2 separate regions of the Homo sapiens genome follow, and region 1 is linked to region 2. Evidence: chromatin loops called from intact Hi-C (ENCODE). Cell type or tissue: uterus. All regions are shown on one strand. Each heading gives the region's core, and the rest is flanking DNA. Links, peaks and the distances in the headings are about the cores only. Region 1 overlaps KANSL1 (KAT8 regulatory NSL complex subunit 1). Region 2 overlaps KANSL1 (KAT8 regulatory NSL complex subunit 1).

Region 1 (11,626 bases), core at 2,018-10,017, 71 kb after region 2:
AGCTGCTTACATGAACCTTGAGAAGAAAAGTCACTTAACATTTCTGAGCTTCAGATTCTTGGTCTGTAAAATACAACATCATAGATAATCTTTTACTTCTCAGAGTTCCGATAGGAAGAATAAAACTAGGTTGATAGTTCCAATAAGTAATGCATCAAGAAAATTCACAGCTTTACGTGTCGTATTTATACATTTCTTTTTCAACAAATGGATTAGTTTCCTAGACTGTCATAACAAACTATCACAAATGGGATGGCTTAAAAAATCAGAAATGTGTTCTCTCACCGTTCTGGAGGCCAGAAGTCTGAAATTATGGTGTCAAAAGGGCCATGGTCTCTATGGAGGCTCTAGGGAAGAATCCTTCCTTGTCTTTTTCCAGCTTCTGATATTGTGCTAGTCCTTGGTGTTCTTGGCCTGTAGCTACATCACTGCAGTTGCTGCCTCCATCTTCATATGACCATCTTTCTCTTTGCATCTGTGTAGATTTCCATGTCAGGAGGACACCAGTCATATTGAATTTAGAGCCCACACTAAATGGCTCTTCATAACTTGATTACATCTGCAAAGACCCTTTTTCTAAACAAGGTCATATTCACAGGTTCTGGGTGAACATAAATTTGGAAGAGACAATATTCAACTTGCTCTAACAAGCCATGGAATTTTCCCCCAATGATATATTCACATGCATTTAGTCTTTATGTAACACTATAATTAATAGAAGTTTTTGAGCACTTGTGATATGTCAGGCACTGTGCTAAGCATTTTACTCTCATTCACGATTTTCAAGATAAACAATGGAAGATCAGAGCAGTCAAGTAGTTTGTTCATGGTTACACATCCAAGTGAGTGCAGAGCTATTGCTCAAGTTAGTAATCACTTTAAGTGCTTGGGTTTTTTTTTTAGTTACTGAAATGGAAGAAAGTTTTTCCTATGTGTTTTGGTTAAGTGGGTTGGTGTTCATATTTTCCATGCTGCACCAAGATTTCCCAGCACTTCCTGGGTTGCACAGGTCTTTTTTTTTTTTTTGAGATGAACCTAGGTGATAGGCTGAATCTTGGTGATAGGCTGTTGAGTTATAATTTGTCTTCGGGTGGGAGATTGGAGGGATGGTGGGGCTTTTCTTTTTAAGGATTTACTTTGTTGCTTATTAACATTAATTTTATTTAAGTGGCGTATTACCAAAAAAAAAAAAAGTATTTGTGACTACTGCTAGGTGATTCTAGGATCCAGACACCAGTTTCTGTTCTGTCAGAAGGTAGGTATTACCTTCCAAGCTGTGAAGTGAGTAGAGTCCCTTTTGGGAATAATATTGCTCTCTGGAGAAAGAATATAACTTCTAGGAACTCCTCTGTACTACTTCTGCATGCTGTTGTACTCTTTTAATTTTCATAGTTTGTCAGCTTGTTTTTTAAAAAGAAACTCTTCCATGCTTTAGAAGGAGAAACGAAAACAATATACGTACCTTGAGTGTATACTAATTAAAGGTTTACTCATGTATGTTCGTTTAATGATCAGAATAAATCTTCAGAGGCTTGTAAAAGGCAGAGCTAAATTTAAACTCAGGACTTTTTATCTGATTCCAAAGCATTTTTTTTCTAACATACTTTGCTGTTGTGTCCTTTTCATCATTTCACTGAAACATGTTTGTTGAAATTTCACACCTGGTAAATGAGGGGAAAGAATAGGGACTAAGCAGTTTTTAAGAGGCAGGGTCTTGCTCTGTTGCCCAGGCTGAGGTGCAATGGCCAGATCATAGTTCTTTGTAACCTGAAACTCCTGGGCTCAAGCTATCCTCCTACCTTAGCCTTGCAAGTACAAGTAGCTGGGACCATAGGCAAGTCCCACCATGCTTAGCTAATTGTTAAAGGGTTTTTTTTATTTTAAAGGATGGGGTCTCGCTGTGTTGTCCAGGCTGGTCTCAAACTCTTGACCTCAAGTGATCCTCCTTGCCTTGGCCTCCCAGAAGCACTGGCTTGACTCTTACGTTGTTTTTTAAAATCTCCTCTTCTGACTACTCTTTGAGATTACACAGCTGTAGCTGAGGATGGAAATGTTATTGAGGATGGGAGGTGGAAGAGCATTGAAACTTTTGAATAGGGAAGGAGTTGAATGGGAACTGCAGAAGCTTATAACACCTTTCTCTTCAAAATTTTCATAAAGCTGTTGAAGTTCTCATCTTAATAGGGTTTTTTAAAGCACTTTAGACAACTTATCTTTTCCAGGTAGCCCAGGGTGATTCTTGTGGAACTGGTCTGCAGTGGGGTCACTGGTTTGTCTTGAGATGCATAGGGAAGATTGACCTGATAGAGTGATGTAAGGAAGTATGTGAAATTGCCTGTTAGCTGTATTGCAAATACAGTTGAGAGAGGGTTCATCCACAGAGGAGTCACTTAGGAGGTATTAAGGCTGCATGTAACTGTGACCCATTCCAGTTCCTTTGGTCCTTGTGTAAAGCAGAAGCTTGCTTCACTCTTGGAGTTTTCTAGGCCTGTGCAGCCTAAGCATGATCCTGGCTCTGACTCGGGACATGGCGAAGGAAAAGGAGACTCTTGACCTTTTTCTTCGGCTTCTACCGGTTGCTATTTCATAGTACAGCAGCCCTAAGTTTATTGCCACCAGGCTAATGGCACAGCTATTCAACACTGACCCAGTTTAAACCTGGAATGTTAGGGAAGCCCATGTTGGGGTAGCATGACAGGTGTGGAGTAGAACATTATGAAGTTTTCTCAGCTAATGCTAACCTTTCTTTTCATGGTTATTAAACATGAGTAAACTTTATCCGAAATAAGTGTTATTGTGGCATATGAAACATTGTATACAGAAAAGGGCAAAGTCATTAAGTGTATAGTTAATGAATAAGTATAGCTCAAAATATATTAAATATATTTTGGGGAATGTTAAGTAATTATGTAGACCTCCTCTGTAAAGCCTCACTTTCATCAGTCTCTTCAGTTAGGCTCTTTTCTGCTCTGACATCACCTTCTCTCAACTTCTGTTATAGTACTGTCATAATACTTTGTCTCTTTGTCTGTTCAAGGCTAGATGAACATAAGCTCCTTATGGTAGAATCTGTTTTTATTTTATTACTGTGTTTTCACACTACCTTGCACGTGGTAGCCACTCAATAGATGCTACCTGCATGAATGACTCTTACCTACTTGGATGCTTTTTATTTGCTCAGCCTCTTTTTAGCTGTTTTCATCCTTTTTGGTGTGAGGTACAGTATTAAATTAGAGGATCCAGTGTTTGGTTTTGAATGCCATAGTGAACTTACATATCTTGGGGGCAATGGACAGTGTATGGATGATTGTTGGTTGCTTCAGTGTAACACTTGAGCACATATTTTCAAAAATAGGTTTAATTAAAACTAATGTGTATTCAAATGTCCTCTGAACAAATGAAGAAGAGTTCCATTCTTCTGGTTGTGGAAGCTAGAAACCTTGGCAGTGTCTCTGACTCTTTTCCCTCCTATCTTGTAAGCACATTGGCATAGCTGGTTGATTCTGTCTTCAAATAAACATTCAAGCAGGGGCACAGTGGCTCATGCCTGCAACCCGGCACTTTGGGAGGCCAGGGCGGGTAGATCTCTTGGCCCCAAGAGTTTGCAACCAGCCTTGGCAACATGGTGAAACCCCTTCTCTACTAAAAATACAAAAAACTAGCCAGGCGTGGTGGTATGCGCCTGTAGTACCCCCTCCCACTTGTATCTCTCTCTCTCTCCTGGGCTTAAGTGATCCTCCTGAATATCTGGAACTACAGGTGTGATATTACACCAGGCTAATTTTTATTATTATTGTTTTTGTGGAGACAGGGTTTTGCCACGTCGCCCAGGCTGGTCCTGAACTCCTGGCCTCAAGCAGTCCTCCTCCATTGGCTTCCCAAAGTGCTGGAATTACAGGCATGAGCCGTCACGACCAACCCCACCATTTCCACTTCTTAATCCCCTCACTATCCTATATTTTGTTCTCTCTAGCATTTAATACCTTCTAATGTAGTACATAACATTTACCTATTTACATTGTTTTTCTTTGCCGCAGTATTAGAACGTAATAAGCACTTTGAAGGATGGGTTAGGGGAGAGGGATAGGTCTCTCATTTTTTCTTGTATCCTTAGTACCTAACAAATGCTGATGAGCGGATAAATGATTTAATTAACTGAACAAAAGAGGAATGAAATATTAGTTAGATGCAGACTTTTGCCCCAGTTCTGCCATGTATTGGCCTGTAGAGACATAAGCTTTGACCTACATCCTCTGTGGGTCTATAAAATTATGTCGATGAATAGATGGTCCCTACCAAGTTTTATTATACTCTCTTAGGAGATGTCTTCATAATCTATCTGAGGGTTGTATTTAGAAATTATTCTGTAGTTTAAGGAAAAATTCTTCCCTTTGGAAAATACTGACTGCGTCCTTACTTTCATATAACTGAAAAAGAAAAATTGAAGGAGTAATTTTATATCTAATTGTTAGATTTATTTATCTTCTGGCTATAATTATTATAAAGTTAATATTTTCCTGTTAGGAAAAAAATTATACAACTCAACAAATATTTGCTATGCATTTATTTTCTTGGTGTATGACTCTGCTAAGGGACATGGGTCATTTAAATATATTTGTATTTTGTCCACATCTTCAATAAACTAACATTAGTTAACAATTAAAGGCTGGGTGCAGCGGCTTGCACATGTAATCCCAGCACTTTGAGAGGCCGAGGCAGGTGGATTGCTTGAGTCTAGGAGTTTGAGACGAGCCTTGGCAACATGGTGAAAGTCCATCTCTACCAAAAAATAGAACAATTAGCTGGGTGTGGTGGCTTGCACCTGTTATCCCAGCACTTTGGGAGTTTGAGGCAAGTGCATTACTTGAGTCCAAGAGTTCGAGACCAGCCTGAGCAACTTGGTGAAACCCCATCTCTACCAAAAAAATACAAAAATTAGCTGGATGTGGTGGCATGCACCTGTTATCCCAGCTATTTATGGGGTTGAGGTGGGAGGATCACTTGAGCCCGGGAGGGGGAGGTTACAGTGATTCGTGACCACACCACTGCACTCCAGCACAGGTGACAGAGCTTGACCCTGTCTCAACAAACAAGAAACTGAGGCAATAATAAGTGAAATAAATAATGTGGCATAAGATTATGAATGCTCTGGAAATGAGATTTAAATACACAGAAAGTAAGATACAATCACCGTGCTTTAGGAGGTCTGGCAGTGTGGATAAAGCAAGTAGGAACTCATTAACCCGGGACATTTTCTTGGAAGGAGGTGGGACTTGTTGAAAATCTCTTTGGAAGGACGAACGGCAATTTGGACTGATAAAATATAAAAATGAGTATAAATAAAGATGAACAGCTCATGTGTTAACCTTTAATTCAGTTTTTTTTAACCTTCTACTGACTAATAACCCTTACCTCCAGCAGCAGCAACAGCTTCACATTCATTGAAACATTTGTCTAGGAGATGATGAGATTGGTATAACACTAACAAATATTTGGGGAAAGTAGTTGGAAATTGATCTTTAAAAAAGTTCTTAGGAACCGGTTATGGGAAAATTTGAATAATAAAATGATTTTTGGCATGCTTTGTACAGGAAGCAGGAAGACAGTTTGGGCCCTTAAGTAGGGAATATCTGTTGAATACAACGTTTTGAGAAGGCAGTGGTGTACAAGATAACTGTCTTTTGCAAATAGTTTTTATTTGGATGTGATAAAGTTTGTAAGGTATATCTTATGCTTTTGATTTAGGGAAGAAAATATTTTGAAGCAGAAGTTCTTTAACCAGAGAAACCTCATTTTAAAGGCTAGGGTTAATGTTTCTTGCTTACTAGTTAATGGCCTTTCTCTTGTTTCTGAGGAGACTCCAATTCTTTTTTTTTTTTTTTTTTTTTTTTTTTAATTTTTAAAATTTTGAGGTGGAGTTTCGCTCTCGTTGCCCAGACTGGAGTGCAATGGCACAGTCTTGGCTCACTGCAACCTACACCTCCCAGGTTCAAGCGATTCTCCTGCCTCAGCCTCCCAAGTAGCTGGGATTACAGGGGCTCACCACCACGCCCAGCTATTTTTTGTATTTTTACTGGAGACGTTGTTTCACTGTGTCGGCCAGGCTGGTCTCGCACTCCTAACCTCAACCTCCCCAAGTGCTAGGATTACAGGTGTGATCTACCACACCCAGCCTCCAATTCATTTTTGTTGTTGTTGTTGTTGTTGTTGGAGATAGAGCCTTGGTCTGTCGCCCAGGCTGGTGTGCAATGGTGTGATCTTGGCTCATTGCAACCTCTGCCTCCTGAGTTCAAGCGATTCTCCTTCTTCAGCCTTCCGAGTAGCTGGGACTATGGGCATGTGCCACGACGCCTGGGCAATTTTTGTATTTTTAGTAAAGATGGGGTTTCACCATGTTGGCCAGGCTGATCTTGAACTCCTGACGACCTCAGGTGATCCACCCGCCTCAGCTTCCCAAAGTGCTGGGATTACAGGTGTGAGCCGCCATTCCGGGACCCTCCAATTCATTTTTGATACGGGCTAAGTGTAGTCATATTCCAGAATAGGGAGGCAGTGCTTCTTTTGCTTCAAGAGAAAAAGAGATACATACTTCTTTTTTAAAAACTGAAATAAAATTCCATTTTTCTTTCTTAATGTTTTCCCCTTTTCTGCAGCTTGTATTTCATATTGGTTTTTTAGTTACAAGGACCCCAGGGATGGATCATCTGGTTTAGTGGCTCATAAGAGTCTGTCGTATGGCCTAGAGAGCTAAGACTAATAGTCACAATCCCTAGTCCCCCAAATCTATACTTTAGGATGTTCTTTGAGCCCAAACTAATCAAGTCTAGTGTTTTTCAACTTTACAAGTTTAGGACTTACCAGGGGAGCTTTTAAAGAATAGTAGAATATCCACCTCTGGGCATGGTGGTAGGCACCTGTCATCCCAGCTACTCCAGAGGCTGAGGTGGGAGGATTGCTGGAGCCCAGGAGTTTGAGATCAGCCTCGGTAACATAGTGGGGTTGGCGGGGTGGGGGAGGAGAGAGACACCCACCTCCATGTACCCACCATGTCCTGCCTCCCTTCCCCCATAAAAAGGTAGACTACCTGGCCCCACCCCCAGAGGTACTGAGTAGATGTTGGACCTAAGCCAGTATAGTTTGATAAGGTTCCCCAGGTGATTCTGATAATAAATTTCCATTAAGAGCTTCTTAATCTAGTTAGATCTCTATTTTTTAGACCAGAGAAAGAGATTGGGAACCCTGATCACTTGCATCCCAGTCTTTCGGTTATATAGTGTCATAGCCTTATTTTTGTCACCTCTTCTGGTATACATGGTGGGATTCATATGTAGTATTTTGTTTTTTTAATAATAAGATACCTTCTGCCTTTACCCATCCTGGCTCATTATATGTACAATGGGGAGGACTTGTGGGTTCATTTTTAATTTCTTTTTATGTAAATTGTTTCCTGGAATGAATTTCCAAAGGTCTGAATTTGAAATTGTCAAGCAGGAACTTAATCTGAAGTAATATTTATGCTTATGAAAAAAGCAGGTTCCTTTGGGCCAGCTTTTAAGAAGCTCTTGGTTTCTCATAAATTGTAGGGGACTGTTCCACATTTGTTTCATTCAGTTTTGTTTGTGCAGGTATAGTTGGTGGAGTACATGATTAAGAATAGTAGCATTTTCAGCTTAGTAAGTCATAAACTGCATTTGTTGGCTACAAAAACTGCATTGCTGCTGTTAATCTAGTGGAGTCTAGTAATATGGTATAAATGCCATAATCTGGTAAAGATTTCATATCTGAAAGATATGAATAAAGATGCTAAATGGCTGATGAGCCATGTAGGTCAGAGCAGTCAAGTGGCAGAGAGGGGAGCCTGGGTCTGCTGCTTGTTGAAATAGCTCTTTGGGAAAACAAAGCTGCTGCTGCTGTAGTTTGTTTCTGAACCATAGGGTGAGGAAGAGGGGGCCTCTAGTACACCAACAGTCCTTTTGAGACTTAACTCCTAAATTAAATTTGAAGTTTATACTGCTCACTTATGCTATTTTTCTCCTCTCTATCCTGCAGGGGTTGATAGTTCTTGGGGAGGTACCTCCCCCAGAGCATACAACAGACTTATTTCTTCCACTTAGTTCTGAGGTGAAGACAGATCATGGGACTGATAAATTGGTAAGTATAAAAGATAGAAAGGGGGAAATGCGTGAGAATTAAGGGTGTTGTCTTGGCACACCGTTTTTTCTCTGTAACTAGGATCCTTGCATTGGCTGAAGAAGGGGAACTGTATCTACTTTTATCACTTTTGGTGTTTTAAGATCTGAATTCCTGAATAGGGAATCTAGGGCCCATCCTGCAGCTGTGTAGCTGACCATAGGATTAAAAGCAGCTCCAATTCTCAAAACACTACAGCCAGAGCAAGTAAGGCTTTAGGGAGTATCATTGGGAATCAGGAGACCTGGGTGTGGCTCTGACACCTGAGACATAAGGTCACCTTTCTGGGCCACTCTAATATATTATAGCCTTTTCATTAAAAGGTTAGACTAGAGGTTAAATTCACAAGAACACTGAAAATGGTCTCTGTGGGTGATTCACTGTTATTCTATAATGAGCATTAAACTGTCATTTTCTGTTTCCTTCTGTATCCTAGCTCTACTGTGATTCCTTCTCTTTCCTGGTTTCTCTCAATACCATAGTTAATTTTCTTTCTGAATTCCAAGAGCACTTGTTCTTTTCACTTTTTTACTTTGCCTAAAAGGTTACTGGGTTTTATGAATATTCATATTTCTTGATTTAAGTCTCCATAACTTAATTAGAAATTCCAAAGTCCCACAACCGTAGTTTATTATTTTGATTATGCTTCAGATAATAAAGCTAGTGTGAAGTGATGGCTTTTTAAATGGTGAGTTAAGCAAGCTGTTCTTGTATCCGCAAATAAACCAACCTTATAGTTCTTTTATTTATTTTAATCATTGTTAGCAGGAACGCATGATGTGGTGGAAACTAAATTTTCTCTGAGGCAGATATTGGAGATGTTTAGATCTTGGAAAGATCTCTCACCTAATTTTGAAAGCCAGCCACTGTTGCTAGAGATAAATGTGAAGACACTAGAAGATTGATAGTTCTTAACTGGAAAGTAGTTTTGAATAAATTAAAGAGCAGAATGCCAAGTTTTGCCACTATTTAAGTCTATAATATAAGTTCATTGCATGCTGTTTACAGATCTTTTTTAAGTTATTAATGAAACTTTTAGTGAATGGTCTAATCAGGGTAAAAATTGTTAAGTGAGAAAGGAAACATAGATACATTGGTGGTATGGGTACAGGAAACATGAAACATGAGGCATATGTGATAGGGGAGTAAGTTCTATGTAGATACTTATATATTTGTATATAGAATTTAGGGATTCCAAACTTTTTTGAGTAATCTCCCTGTAGTCATGTTTTCTCTTACCTCAGCACTTCTGAAGGACAGGGCATAACAGTCCTCCATTGTGTTACTAATCCTCATTGTCTTAAAAAATCCACAGTGATTGTGAGACAGTTTATACAGATTCACTTGTACACACACACTCTTTAGGAGCTTGGTCCTTTCCCTACCCTTCATTCATTTACTTGTGTGTTAAATTGTAAGATTCCTGTGTGTGTATTAAATTGTAAGATTCTTGAAGGTCAAGACCATCTTTCCCTTTGTGTTGGCCATACTAGTTTCAACATTGTGCAATAGAATGCTTTTTGGATTGAGTAAAATAAATAATGAAAACAACTAAGTATACACTGTCACTATTTTGTCAAGGAGAGATTACCCCTTCCCTGTTTTCGTGAATTATCTACCCTTTATGAATATATCCATGCTTTCTGAAAAGCGTTCAGAAAGTATTAAGAGAAGACAGGGGTTGGGGGGTGGGGTGGGGGGAGCAGGGACAATACATTTCCATTGTTTATTATTAGTAGAATGGGCGCAGAGCATATGTTTCTTAAAAGCTATTGACTTAAATTTTTAAAATGCCAAATATTTGCAAAGCTGTGCGTATGTCAATTGCCAGGCAAAGTTTTTCTGTATAAGAAGGCAGTATTTAACTTTGCTTGTTTGTTCCCCAGGTTTTTTTGTTTTGTTTTGTTTTAAATTTTAGGAAAGTGACTTTTCTCAGTTTTGCTTAAAAAAAAAAATTAGGTTGCCCGGGACAGAGGGCAACTGTAGGTTTTCATACCCACATGTAACCAGCCTGTTTTCCATTTTGTTAATTTTTTCCCCAAATGGAGGTAGGTGTATTTATTCCTTTTTTTTTTTTTTTTTTTTTTTTAAGACAGGCTCTTGCTCTGTCACCCAGGCTGGAGTGTAATCGCACAATCATAGCTCACTTCAGCCTCAAACTCCTGGACTGTGCTTGTTTATTACCCAAAAATATATTTGAAGACTTGTAGTTTAAAAATAATAATGTCAGAGGTATTTTCTGTTATGTTTAATTTTTTTATTCTCATTTCTGAAACTCAGCTGGAATTAACAAAAAAATCAGCGTCTTTAGAATTGTCAAAATATAGTTTCAAAACATTAGATATAATTCTTTTCTTTTTCTTTCTCTCTCTCTCTGTCTCTCTCTCCCCTCTCTCTTCTTTTTCTCTCTTTCTTTCCATCTTTTTAGACAGGGTCTTATTCTGTCACCCAGGCTGGAGTGCAGTGGTGCGACCTTGGCTCACTGCAGCCTCTACCTCTCAGGTTCAAGTGATCCTCCCACCTCAGCTTCCCAAGTAGCTGGGACTACAGGCATGTGCCACCATGTCTGGCTAATTTTTGTATTGTTTGTAGAGATGGGGTTTTACCAAGTTGCCCAGGCTGGTCTCAAACTCCTCAGCACAAGCAATCCGCTGGCCTTGGCCTCCAAAACTGCTGGGATTACAGGTGTGAACCACTGCACCAGCCTAGACATAATTCCTAAATATATAGTGATTTACTGAATAACAAGGGAATCATGATGGTGGCCAAACTGTTAACAGTATTTTAATACCAGATAAAAAGGAAGAATGCAGGAATATGATTACTCAGTAGCATACAAAAGTTATTAATATCCTATAGAACAATAAAGCTGTAACTTTGGACATTGTTTTCAACAAGATGCAAACCAACTTTAACTTGTCAGCGTTCTAAAATAAACATCCAGTAAGACTTCTGGGCCCTAATCAATTATAGATAGTAGGTAAAACAAAGTTAAATAATTTATGGAGAGTCAGATGTTTCCTGGGTGGGCTTGTTAGGTAATGTCCCAGTGGTACACTGCAAGGATACATAGTCTTTTTGCTTTATTTCCAAACAGGATGATTGTTTATTGACAGAACCAGTATATATCTGCTTGGGTCTTGAATACAGTACAGATATTATTGAACTAAGTTGTTCTAAAAGGACCCAACCTATGAGCAAAAGAACTGGAGACTGAATTCATGGGTGAACCTTTTTTGAGTCATGGAGCAAATCAAGGAATATTTTCTGGGTTAGGGAAGTGGGTACTGTTTTTATACCACAGAGTAGTGGGTTAGAGAAAGGGAAGACCTAAGGAGGAATGCCTAGAAAAATGCCTCTTTTTTTATTTTAACCTCTTCATTCTGACTTCTGACTCAAAGGCAGTTTTAAAGGTGTAAGGCTAGCTGAGGGAGAG
Region 2 (11,626 bases), core at 2,226-10,225:
GCAAGCTCCAACTTCCAGGTTCACGCCATTCTCCTGCCTCAGCCTCCCAAGTAGCTGGGACTGCAGGCGTCTGCCACCACACCCGGCTAATTTTTTGTATTTTTTTTTTTTTTTTTTTTTTTTTTTAGTAGAGGTGGGGTTTCATCATGTTAGCCAGGATGGTCTCGATCTGCTGACCTCGTGATCAGCCCACCTCGGCCTCCCAAAGTGCTGGGATTACAGGTGTGAGCCACTGTGCCCTGCTGGGAACAACGTTTTTAACCAACTTTGCCTAAGCAGACAACAGAGTTGAGACATTCTGGTAGAGAAATAATAGCCCACATTTGTTGAATTGTTTTTAGCTCTTTAGTTATAAAGAGCTTTTTACAAATTAATTTATGTAATCCTCCAACAGTACAATGAGATAGATAATTTTAATTTTACAGACTCAAACTGCAGAATGGAAAGTTTAAGTAACTTAATGTCAAACAGCTAATAAGAGATCAAGATAATAATCTAGGCTCTTTACCTATCTCCTGGGCATAAGCACTAGCTTTTTTAGTGTAAACAGAATCAAATTGTTCATTAGATTTGGTTGATGAAAAGAGGTCTACCAACCATCATGTAAAATAATGGCATTTATGTTTATATTCAGAAGACTATTATACATTAATTTGGTAATACGTATTTTTTGAGGAAAGGTATAATGGCCATATGTATCTTAACCAGATACATCCTTAAGCCTACAATATGAGTAAAAGAAAATTACTCATTTTCTTTTGTGGAGTAGAAGTTGGATGGGTTATATGGGCGTGATGCCTCTCTCCTGTAATTCCAGCACTTGGGGAGGCCAAGGCGGGCAGATCTCTTGAGCCCAGGAGTTCTAGAGCAGCCTGGGTAACATGGCGAAACCCCTTCTCTACAAAAAAAAGTAGCCAGGCGTGGTGGCATGCGCCTATAGTCCCAGCTTACACGGGAGGCTGAGGTAGGAGGATTGCTTTGAGCCTGGGAGGTAGAGGTTGCAGTGAGTCGAGATTGCACCACCGCACTCCAGCGTGAGCAGCAGAGTGAGACCTTGTCTTAAAAAAAGTTGGATGGGTAGAGGAGGGACATTTTGCTAGGGCAGACTAACATCTAGGAAGTGGTTGAAGTTATTTTTTTTAAAAAAGGAAGAAAAGAAAGGAATTAGTATTTATTGATCACACCTTTCTGTATGTTAGGTGGTTTAGGTTTGTTGTCTTTAAATCTTCCATATGATGATGATACCCTGTTTTACAGTTGAGACCCAAGACTATAGATATGTTAAATAATTTGCTTGTGGTCATACATGTTCTATCTTCTGAATAGAAGATAACTCCTGGAACTGATAGAGAGAGGGCAGAAAAAAGATTCTATTTTGAGAAATGGAGCAACCTGAAGGCACATAGCTTTGCTGTTTGCTGTAACTCCTTTAGACAGCTCTCTGACCACACAGTACGTGGGTGGACACCAGCATTGACCAGGAGGGATGGTGGGAAGTTTAAATAGTTTTCCTTTACTGTAATAAACACTCTAGAGAAGTGAACTATTAAAGGTTTTTCCCCATCAAATGGCTAAATTAAACATTTTTGACATTCGAAAGGGATGATTTATATCTTATGTGGAAAAGCCCCAAACAACTATTTCCCCAGTTGCTGGAAAAGGAGCTCTTTTGAGTTATGAAGGTATTTTATGTTCTTTCTCCATTATTCTTAACTTGTGCTTACAGGTGAATTGTAAGCATGTGCTTTGTGTTTAGTATTTTCCTCAAGAAAACTCTTGCTGGTAAATCTAGTTACCATAGAACTTGAAAGGATATTGAAAGAATAGTTGAGGACTATCCTGATTGGTTTTCATCTACTTAGTCTGTATTTGTGTCATTTCAGTGTCTGAGTAGGTGGTTTGTGATTAACATTTCACATGTTATTTTTATTGATTTGGCAAGTACCAGAAAACTTGAAGGATGAACTAGAGGTTATTTTTCTTAGCATTTGTGGTATTAGTACTAAAAGGGGAGTAAGAGAGTAGAAAGAATTCTGGACAACTGTTAAGAATTGTTACATTTTGTCTACCTAGGCTCGAGTTCCTCACTTTTAAAATTAGGACTGTACTTTTTGGAAGAATATTGCTTGTTGTTTTGTGGTGGGACCAGGCTGTGATGGGAAAGGCTGTTGTCATAGGCATAGGCAGGCCTTTTGCTTTGCTGAGGTATAGTGAGCAGCCCGGTGACCCTCCATGTAGCCTGCATTGCATGCAGTTTCCACAGGGTCCATAGAGTTAGTGCAAAGCTCCAGCAGGCCTACTCACCTGCTTTTCTCATGAGGCAACCTGGGACCAGTGTGTCCCTGTAGTAACTGTAATTTTTTGTTGTGTTCACTTATTGCAGTGAAAAAAAAATCTGAGCGTAAGGTTCTGAGTGGACCTGGAAAGGGGTGGGTGTTGTAGTGAGAGACTGAAGACAAAGGCCTGTAACAGATGGGTATCTTTTTAGCTTAATCAAGCTATTGCTGGAGTGTTATGCTTCAGAAATAAGTCTCTTGGCCGGGTGTGGTGGCTTATGCCTGTAATCCCAGCACTTTGTGAGGCCAAGGCAGGCAGATCGCTTGAGGTCAGGAGTTTGAGACCAGCCTTGCCAACATGGTGAAACCTCGTCTCTACTAAAAATACAAAAATGAACCGGGTGTGGTGGCGGGCACCTGTAATCCCAGCTACTCGGGACGCTGAGGCAGGAGAATCACTTGAACCCAGGTGGTGGAGGTTACAGTGAGCTGAGATTGCTCCACTGCACTCCAGCCTGGGCGATAGAGCGAGACTCAGTCTCAAAAACAAACAAAACAAAAAATACAAAAATTGGCTGGGCATGGTGACACATGCCCGTAATCCCAGCTACTTGGAAGGCTGAGGTGCAAGAATCACTTGAACCTGGGAGGCAGATGTTGCAGTGAGCCGAGATCGATCGTGCCACCGCACTCCAGCTGGGCGACTGAGCGAGACTGTCTCAAAAAAAAAAAAAAAAGTCTCTAATGGAAAACAAAAATTTATCCCAATTCCCCCAACCCCTCCTCCCAAAAAGCAAAACAATAAAGAAGTTTTGTTATTCTTGCTTTTTTAAAAAGGAAAATAAAATGCTTTCATTATTTCCCAGAAACAGTTGATTTAAAAACTATTGCAGATTATAAAGTTCATTTATGTAGAACAAATAAGGTACTTAGTGCTTTTTGCACCGTCAAATGTCAAAGGCAGAATTTCAGTTACTGCTTTTTAGGTGCATAAAATTAGCATAGTTGAATACTTCATTGATTCATTTAGTTGCCTTTCATAGAATTTTACTCCAATAACAAAAAGATCTGGGGTTTTTCTAAAATTTTCTTCAGGTCTTGAGAGTTTTTAGCTGAATTGCTACAACTATTCTTTCTCTAGATTTCCAACTGGGCGAAAATGTTTTTCTTTTTAAATTGGCACTCTCCCAGCATATTTTTCCAGCAAGTATTCTTTGGGCACACCCTGTGCGTAGTGAATTTTTCAAGATCCTTATTCAAAAGGCTGGGAGGACAGGCCAGTCTTTTCTTTGTAAGATGAAAACAGAATGAAGCTTGCTTAAGACTCATTTTGCTTCTGCCCAACTGTATATGAAATTGATCTCATGCAAATACACTCAAGCATTACCAGAAGTAATTTGACTTGATAGTGTAAGTAGAAAAGCTAATTTAGTATTTGCAGGCGGTTTGCTTAGTGCAACAGGTGACCTCTCAATTGAGAATTCTTAATTTGTTCTCAATGATAACTTGATAGTAAGCAGGTCTCAGGTCCAAGAGTTGAGAAATGTGAGGTGACTTTGAAATTTTCAAGGTAATTGTACATTCAAGACATTGACATGATATGTATATATTTGGTTTTACATTTTATTAGGTGCTGAGGTTGTCATTTCCATAATGTCCAAAGCAATGTTAGATTATTTAAGCTTCCATGGTTTACTGATGGTATTACTAGATGAGATAAATGCCTTTAATTTCATCCTTGAATGGTAAGATTGGCTGACTAATTTAGGGAAGGATAAGGTACAGAATTGCTCTTGGGTGTTTCCTAGCAGGCTGGCCTTCCAAGAGCAATAGCTTAATGTTTGTTCCTTTAATAAGTAGTACTTAAACAGTGATCAGGGGAGTTACCATAATTGGTAATCTGAATGGAAACTAAAATGTGTCATCATTGAGGATAGTCAGAAGTGTCCTTGTGGCAGTCCTAGAAAAGGGGTTCCAGAATTTTCCGAGCAGAGAAAAATATAAACATTTTCAAGGTTCTAATTATTTGGAGACTAGCCTTTCAGGATCATTTATCACCAAGATTAACCTTGCCACCAAAGGGCAAGGAAACACTTCTCTGGTGGTTAGATCAGGAATGATGAAAACACTTAAGAAGAATTGAAAACTTGGTTCCTGTCTTCAATGAGTAATTTATGTGACTGATTTTTTTTTTTTTTTTTGGAGATAGAGTCTCACTCTGTCACCCAGGCTGGCGTACAGTGGTGTGATCTCAGCTCAGTGCAACCTCCACCTCCCTGGTTCAAGCGATTCTCCTGCCTCAGCCTCCTGAGTAGCTGGGATTTCAGGTGTGAGCCACTGCTCCCAGCCTTCCCCTCCACTTTCAAGTAAAAGAGGAAGCATTAGAATTAGACATTGTGGGCCGAGTTCCTTGGGAGGATCCCTTGAGCCCGGGAGTTCTAGACCAGAATAGGCATCATAGCGAGACCCCGTCTCTGTTTCGTTTTAGTATTTTAAATAAAAATTAAAAAACAAGAATTAGGCATTGTGTACTAAGTATTAGATACATGGTACAGGCATTAAATGCTGAAATCTTAGGAGGAGGGAGTGGTTAGAGGGAAGGATTGACTGCTGTAGGCTGAGGTGATAGGAAGACCTGAGAAGAGATGGATCTAGGGTTAGGAGTTTACATTCCAGTGCAGGAGTTCTCCATATAAACACTATCAGATACTGACTTTCTGGATGATCTGGAGTATTCTTTGTTAATGTTTTTTTGAGACAGAATCTCGGTCTGTCGCCCAGGCTGGAGTACAGTGGTGCCATCTCGGCTCACTGCAACCTCTGCCTCCTGGGTTCAAGGGATTCTCTTGCCTCAGCCTTCCAAGTGGCTGGGATTACAGGCATGAACTACCATGCCCGGCTAATTTTGTATTTCTAGTAGAGATGGGGTTTCACCATGTTGGTCAGGCTGGTCTTGAACTTTTGACCTCAGGTGATCCGCCCACCTTGGCCTCCCAAAAGTGTTGGGATTACAAGTGTGAGCCACTGTGCCCGCCTATCTGCATATTTTTAAACTACTTAGGAGGAGAAGTTTTTTTCTGATATTTACAAGGTATTTCCCCCAGCTTTTGTCATTTGAGTAATAGCTATCACAAGAAAGGATTGTTCTTAGAGTATGTTTTCTTTTGAGAGATAGGGTTTCACTCTATCACCCAGGTTGGGGTGCAGTGGCGTGATCATAGCTTACTACAGCCGAAGACTCCTGGGCTTAAGTAATCCTCCTGTGTCAGCCTCCCAAAGTGTTGGTATTATAGGTGTGAGCCACTGCACTTAGCCTGTAATATCTTTTAAATAGTTTTTTTTTTTAATAGACTGTAGGAACTAGAGTGTTATGCTCCTCTTCTGTGTTTATGTGGTTTTTCCAAAAATGAATGTTTTTTAGGCAGGTTTTCTTAACAGAGGCACCATTAACCTTTTGGGACTAATAATTATTTGTCATGGGAAGCTATTCTGTGCACTGTAAGAATGCCTGATGGCGTCTCTGGCCTCTACCCCCTAAATGCCAGTAGGACCTTCCCTCACCCTAGTTGAGACAACAAAATTTTTCCAGACTTTATTATATGTGCCCTTTTGGGGGTTGGGGTAAGGTCAAAATAATCCCCAAGGCTGGGAGCAGCGGTTCACACCTGTAATCTCAGCACTTTGGGAGGCCGAGGTGGGCGAATCATTTGAGGCCGGGAGTTCGAGACCAGCCTGGCCAACATGGCGAAATCCTGTCTCTACTAAAAATAGAAAAATTAGCTGGGCATGGTCGCACACGCCTGTAGTCCCAGCTACTTGGGAAGTTGAGGCAGGAGAATCGCTTGAACCCGGGAGGTGGAGGTTGCTGTGAGCCGAGATGGCAACACTACAGCCTGGGCAATAGAGCAAGACTCCATCTCAAAAAAAAAAAAAAAAAAAAAAAAATCCCTGGCTGAGAACTATTGGATTAGGGCCTCCTGTACCTATCTTTGAGGGGGAAAGGATGCTACCATCAACTTTTCTGAATGCCAGGAATGCCTTTTAGTATAGTTATTTCACTTACTATTTTATAGCATATTTTAATTGTATAGTAAGCATTGTGTCTGTTTTATGGTAAGGAAACTAAAATTGAGAGATTAGGCTGCTCGTGGTGGCTTATACCTTGTAATCCCAGTACTTTAGGAGGCCAGGACTTTGAGGCCAGTGTGGTCAACATAGCAAGACCCCATCTCCATTAAAATAATCATAAAATAATAAAAGGGAAAGATTAAACCTGGAGATGGCATCATATAAACCATGTATAATATGGGTTACTTATGCTCTGATTGTTTACTCCTTCCCCCCACCACACCCTCTCATTTCTTTGTCCCAGCTCTAAGAAAAGCATACAATATCCTTTTCCTGTATTCTGGTACTGTTTAAGGCTTTGCAGTGAAGATGGTTTGGTGAGTCAGACCACTTTTAAAGAGGAAATTCTACCCTTCCCTTCATTCTCTCTCTTTTTATAATTGTGGTGAGAGCCCGGGCACGGTGGCTTAGGCCTGTAATCCCAGTGCTTTGGGATGCTGAGGCAGGGGGATCACTTGAGCTCAAGGAGTTCGAGACCAGCCTGGGCAACGTGGTGACGCCCATCTGTACAATAAACCACAAGAAATGAGCTAGATGTTGTGGTTCACACCTGTAGTCCCAGCTACTCGGGAAGCTGAGATGGGAGGATCACTTGAGCCTGGGAGGTCGAGGCTGCAGTGAGCATTGCAAGTAGAAATTCTTAAAGTGCAACCCTGAGGGGGGAATATCCTCCCTCATTTGTCAAGGGACAAATCAGAATGTTAGCATTTCCCCACTTCCCTCATTGCCAGTAACGTATAATTTAAGCATGTGGATATGCCAGTCAGCTTTCCACAGCTTAACTGGGGTGGAGAGAGGTGTGCGAACCAGTGCTTTGTTCTTTCTTGTCTTTTTCCCCTTACTTTTGTACTCCCACTCCTGCCAAACTAGACATCGTTTTATCCTGGTGTGTTCATTAACCTCTACTCCAAAAATTAAGTGTGGTTAAGGGAGTGAGGTCGATTTCAAAATGCTGCATCTGATTTAGAGGGGGGTATAGTTGAGTGAAGAACTAGGCACTGAAGCAGCAGCTCATGAGGAGAGTGTTTTCTCTTTATTTAAAGCCCTTACATATCGAGGCATCTGGTGTTCATGAAATAGTCTGTTGTGCTGTTCAACTTTTTCACTCTTTTCTTACCTGACTTAGACAATTAACTCCTAGGGCTGGGTTTTCCCTCCACATTGCGATTCCTTCAGGGTCAGATTGTCTTAGTTTCTCTCTCTTCTTTGTATTGATACTTTATTTTTTTGGTGCTTCTCATTTCTTCAAATGTAATGGAATGAGGGGACTCAGACTTTTTCTGGTTTGATAATCTAGTGTATAAATGACCTGGTCTTTTGATGGTTCATGAAATCTTTAACTCCGTCACCTCCAAGTAGCCAGCCCTTCCATGTAGTCTTCATTTCCTATACTAGTGTTCTGTTCCTATTACATAAAAGTCATGTACACGAAACATTTTGTAAACAGCCAGTGGGGTTTTGTATCCCATGCTGTTCTGTTTTCATTTCCAGCCCACATTTTGGGAATATGTTTCTGTGGCTTTATTTATATATTTACTAGTTAATCCCAGAACATTTATTTCCACAGGCTTTTGATAAAAGATAAAGTTACTAATAAGAGTGTACTATTTTACCGAGTAAAACGACATAGAAAGCTAAGGATTTCCTTGTGCCCATCTTTCTAGAAGGGAAATTTAAAGAGGGCTCTTCCAGCTCTAATAGTTTTATAATTATTCGTGTCTCCTAAGCCTGATCTTTCCCCACAACTAAAATGCGTTGATGAGCTGCGTACCTGCATGTATGTCTTTGTTTGCACTTTCCTAGTAAATTAACTTACTCAACAAGGGAACTGAATAATACTTTAAAAAAAAATCCTTGTGATATGACCAGGAAGTCAAGCCACAGAGGCTTCATAGCTAGGAGCATGGCTGTCTTCCCTAAGCCCTTTAGATTTTAAAAAATACTGCTTTAAGTTTGTAATGTTTTATGTCAGATGTGCTCATGACCTGGTGCTTCTGTGTCAGCAGGTATCTCCATACAGCCAAGAATAAAGAAAGAAAGGGATAGATGGAATGAGTTTCATCGTGATTCTAAGTATCCAGGAATAATTTAAAATTATTTATCACTGTGGATTTAAGCATCTGGATTTATTTATTTTACAAATACTTAACATTTTGTTGTTTTGCTCTCTATCTTGCTAATCCCTTTTTTAAAAGGGCTACTTGGATGAAGGTATAAAAACCAGTAACTTATGAAACCCTCGGTTGGTATCAGTGAATTCGCTTATTACTCAATGTTTGCTTGTTTGACTTCAAAAAGAAAACAATTTACCACCTGTGTCAGTCTGACACCTGCTCTTTTCAAACCCTTTTGACATGATCTAAATAAATCTCTGAAATCCCCCCCCCCCCTTTGTGTCTATTGTCAGTATTAGTTTCACCTAAATTCAGGGCCTGTCATCCTGTGTAACAGTTGAGGCTAAATGAGGACATTAATTGGTGGAAATGTGTTGCTTCAAAGGCATTTTTAGGAATAAAACTACAAAGAGCTTCATAGTTGTAATATAGCTGATTCGTCTTCAAAAAGTATTCTGTTGTTTTCTTGATAGTTTTAGGTTTTTATAAGTAAGTTATTAAGAAGTGAATGTTTGTCTGAAATACGTTGTTTTAAGTGAAAGGTGTTATTTGTGTTCTGGGAGTAAGCTCTAGAATCTCAATGTCAGGTTAGTATTTAAGTGGAGGTAGAGCTACTAGTTTTTGTTTAAAATGTTTTTATGATACAGAATTATTCAGGAACTTGTGTATTGATCTGTTTGCCAGCAATGCCAATTCCCTCAAAATTCATAGTTTTCAATTTTTGTTTTCTTCCCACTGTAAGTACCTTTGAGGACTCTCACCCAGTTAACATTTGTTGTGTTCAAATTGCATGGTTCTCAACTTTTGCTATACACTAGAATCACCTGGGTAATTTTTTAGAAGTCCTGTGGTTGTACCACAGATGAGAAAAAATACACCCTCTGGGATGGGATCCAAGCATCTGTATGTTTAAAATTCACCAGGAGATTCCATGATGTAGCCAGAGTCATAAATCACTGGTCTAGGATGTTTTTCAGATTAGGGACCATTTAAAGAAAAGCTGTAGATTTTCCTTCCAGAAACATGGGTATTAATGATTCCCTAAAGCCCCAAATTAAGAACCCCTGTTCTAGGAGTAGCCTCAACATGCTAGATTTAATTGTAAGCAGCTGGTTTAAGAAATTATGTAAGTTGCAATGATGAATATTCCTCGTCACTCACAAATGTTATTCATCAATTTAAAAATTAATATGTATCAAGTACTCAGTGTGTTCCAGGCATGATTTTAGTTACAAGGAGTACAGCAGCCAATAAGATATTACAGTTTTCAGGGAGTTTTATCCTACTAGGGAAGACAGATAAGTAAATAATGACCGAAGGCTAGTTAACAAGTGCTATAAAGAGATATAAAAAGGAAAGAGCCTAAGGAGATTGAAAGTGATGGTTATGGGAGAGAGATGTCTATATTAATAGGGTGGTCAGGGAAAGCCTCTCTGAGGAGGTGACAGTTTGAATGAGATCTGTATGAAGTGTGTGAGCAAGACCTGTGAAGATCTTGAGGAAGAGCATTCAAGGTGTAGAGAACACTTGCAAAGGCCCTAAGATGGGACTGAGCCCGGTTTGTTGGATTTTCATCAGTAAGCCCGGGGTGGCAGGAGCATGCATGCTGATCCAGGTATAGAATGAGTGGTAGAAGGTGAGATCAGGAGCCCTGTAAGCTGTTGTAAGCATCGTTGTTTTAATTTGGTAGAAACTCAGTTATAACTCATTCTTAAATATTTAGCTTTATGCTTAAAATAATTTAGAAATAACCTTGGACTTCCATCTTTTTAGAAATAGCTGGAAGGTTAGCACTCAGTATGTTGTATTACTTCTCTGTGAAAGGATCTACAGTAGACTGAACTTGTCTATGTTATGAGACTGCTCATGTCTTTATTCTTTATATTCATAATGCTGAACACAAGATACTCGTGTTTTTTTTTTTTTTTTTTGACAGAATAGGGATCTTGCAGTTAACTTAGCTGTTCTTAAATTTCTGTTTATAAAAGCCATAATGCATAATAATTTACTGTAGTCGTTATTCCTAGTTTTCCCAGGTAGGCAGTGGTAACATCTGTTTCACAAGATAAGGAAGCAGAAATTTAACAACAATGGCAGAATCAGGATGTCAATCTTGTCCTTTTTTCCTTTTCCCACTTTGCCATGCTGCCCTCTGGGTAATAAGATGGAGACTAATTTTTGAAGGCTTAATTTGTTGAGCCAGTGTCATTAGTTTTTAGGTAACATTTTAATACAGAATAAGTGTGTCTTGGTCTTATTAACAGTGCTATGTTATGTAAAGGAATTTAGTTGTAGGAATATTTTCTTTGAAACAATAATACCTGTTTTTTTATCTCTTGATTGTAAAGTGCTGTGGGAAATACAGAGATGACTTGTAAATAAATTCTGCCCACAGGCTTAGGGGATCTAAGATATAATTCACTGTGGTAAAAGATACAAAGCAATCATTGTCAGAAAAGATACAGATTAAGTGCCATAGAAGTTCTGCTGAAGAAGAATTTCTGGGTAAAGGGAAGGAGACTTCTTAGAGGATAGATGGATTTTAGTTCTAGGTGGTAGTGTGGGAAGCAAGGGAGATGTAGGTGTTTAGAGGGAAAGAAGAAAGGACATTCTGTATACAAATTGAGCAAAGGTTTGGAATTAGAGCAGTATAAGCAGCCACAATCATGGAATACAATTTGGAATCTAGTATGAGAAAAAGGAAATGACCAAGGTTAATGAAGATTATACTCATGGAGGAAGCCTTTGAGTATCAGGCCAAGGAATGTTAAGTTCTATTTTTTTTTTTTTTTTGGTAAGGAAAGTGACTTTTATTTTTTATTTATTTATTTATTTTTGAGATGGAGTCTCGCACTGTTGCCCAGGCTGGGGTGCAGTGGTGCGATCTCAGCTCACTGCAAGCTCCACCTCCTGGGTTCACACCATTCTCCTGCCTCAGCCTCCCGAGTAGCTGGGATTACAGGCGCCCGCCACCACACCCGGCTAATTTTTTTTTTTTTTGTATTTTTAGTAGAGACGGGGTTTCATCATCTCTACTACTAGCCAGGATGGTCTCGATCTCCTGACCTCGTGATCCACCCGCCATGGCCTCCCAAAGTGCTGGCATTA

Evidence for each region. Hi-C counts contacts between places; a loop is a spot of excess contacts. Peaks named below come from ENCODE experiments on the same cell type or tissue, not always from the same donor. Only the 100,000 strongest peaks of a DNase experiment are listed, where the experiment ranks them.
Region 1: it touches region 2 in a loop (2.4-fold over the local background); 3 of 110 quality-filtered maps call a loop at or near these places.

What each region holds. Positions count from the first base shown.
Region 1 is chr17:46,078,966-46,090,591 of GRCh38, reverse strand. KANSL1 (KAT8 regulatory NSL complex subunit 1) reads left to right here. Exons shown (of 15, transcript NM_015443.4): 4 at 8,050-8,151. Among named protein-coding and RNA genes, the nearest start is that of STH, 86 kb to the right of the region's middle. In uterus, for the core only: no CTCF peak of the experiment used is centred there; no DNase peak of the experiment used is centred there.
Region 2 is chr17:46,149,751-46,161,376 of GRCh38, reverse strand. All of the region lies in intron 2 of KANSL1 (KAT8 regulatory NSL complex subunit 1), which reads left to right. It overlaps LOC107985027 (a long non-coding RNA gene), which reads left to right. Exons shown (of 2, transcript XR_001752923.1): 2 at 8,411-10,449. Among named protein-coding and RNA genes, the nearest start is that of KANSL1, 38 kb to the left of the region's middle. In uterus, for the core only: no CTCF peak of the experiment used is centred there; no DNase peak of the experiment used is centred there; H3K27ac peaks cover 1,138 bases.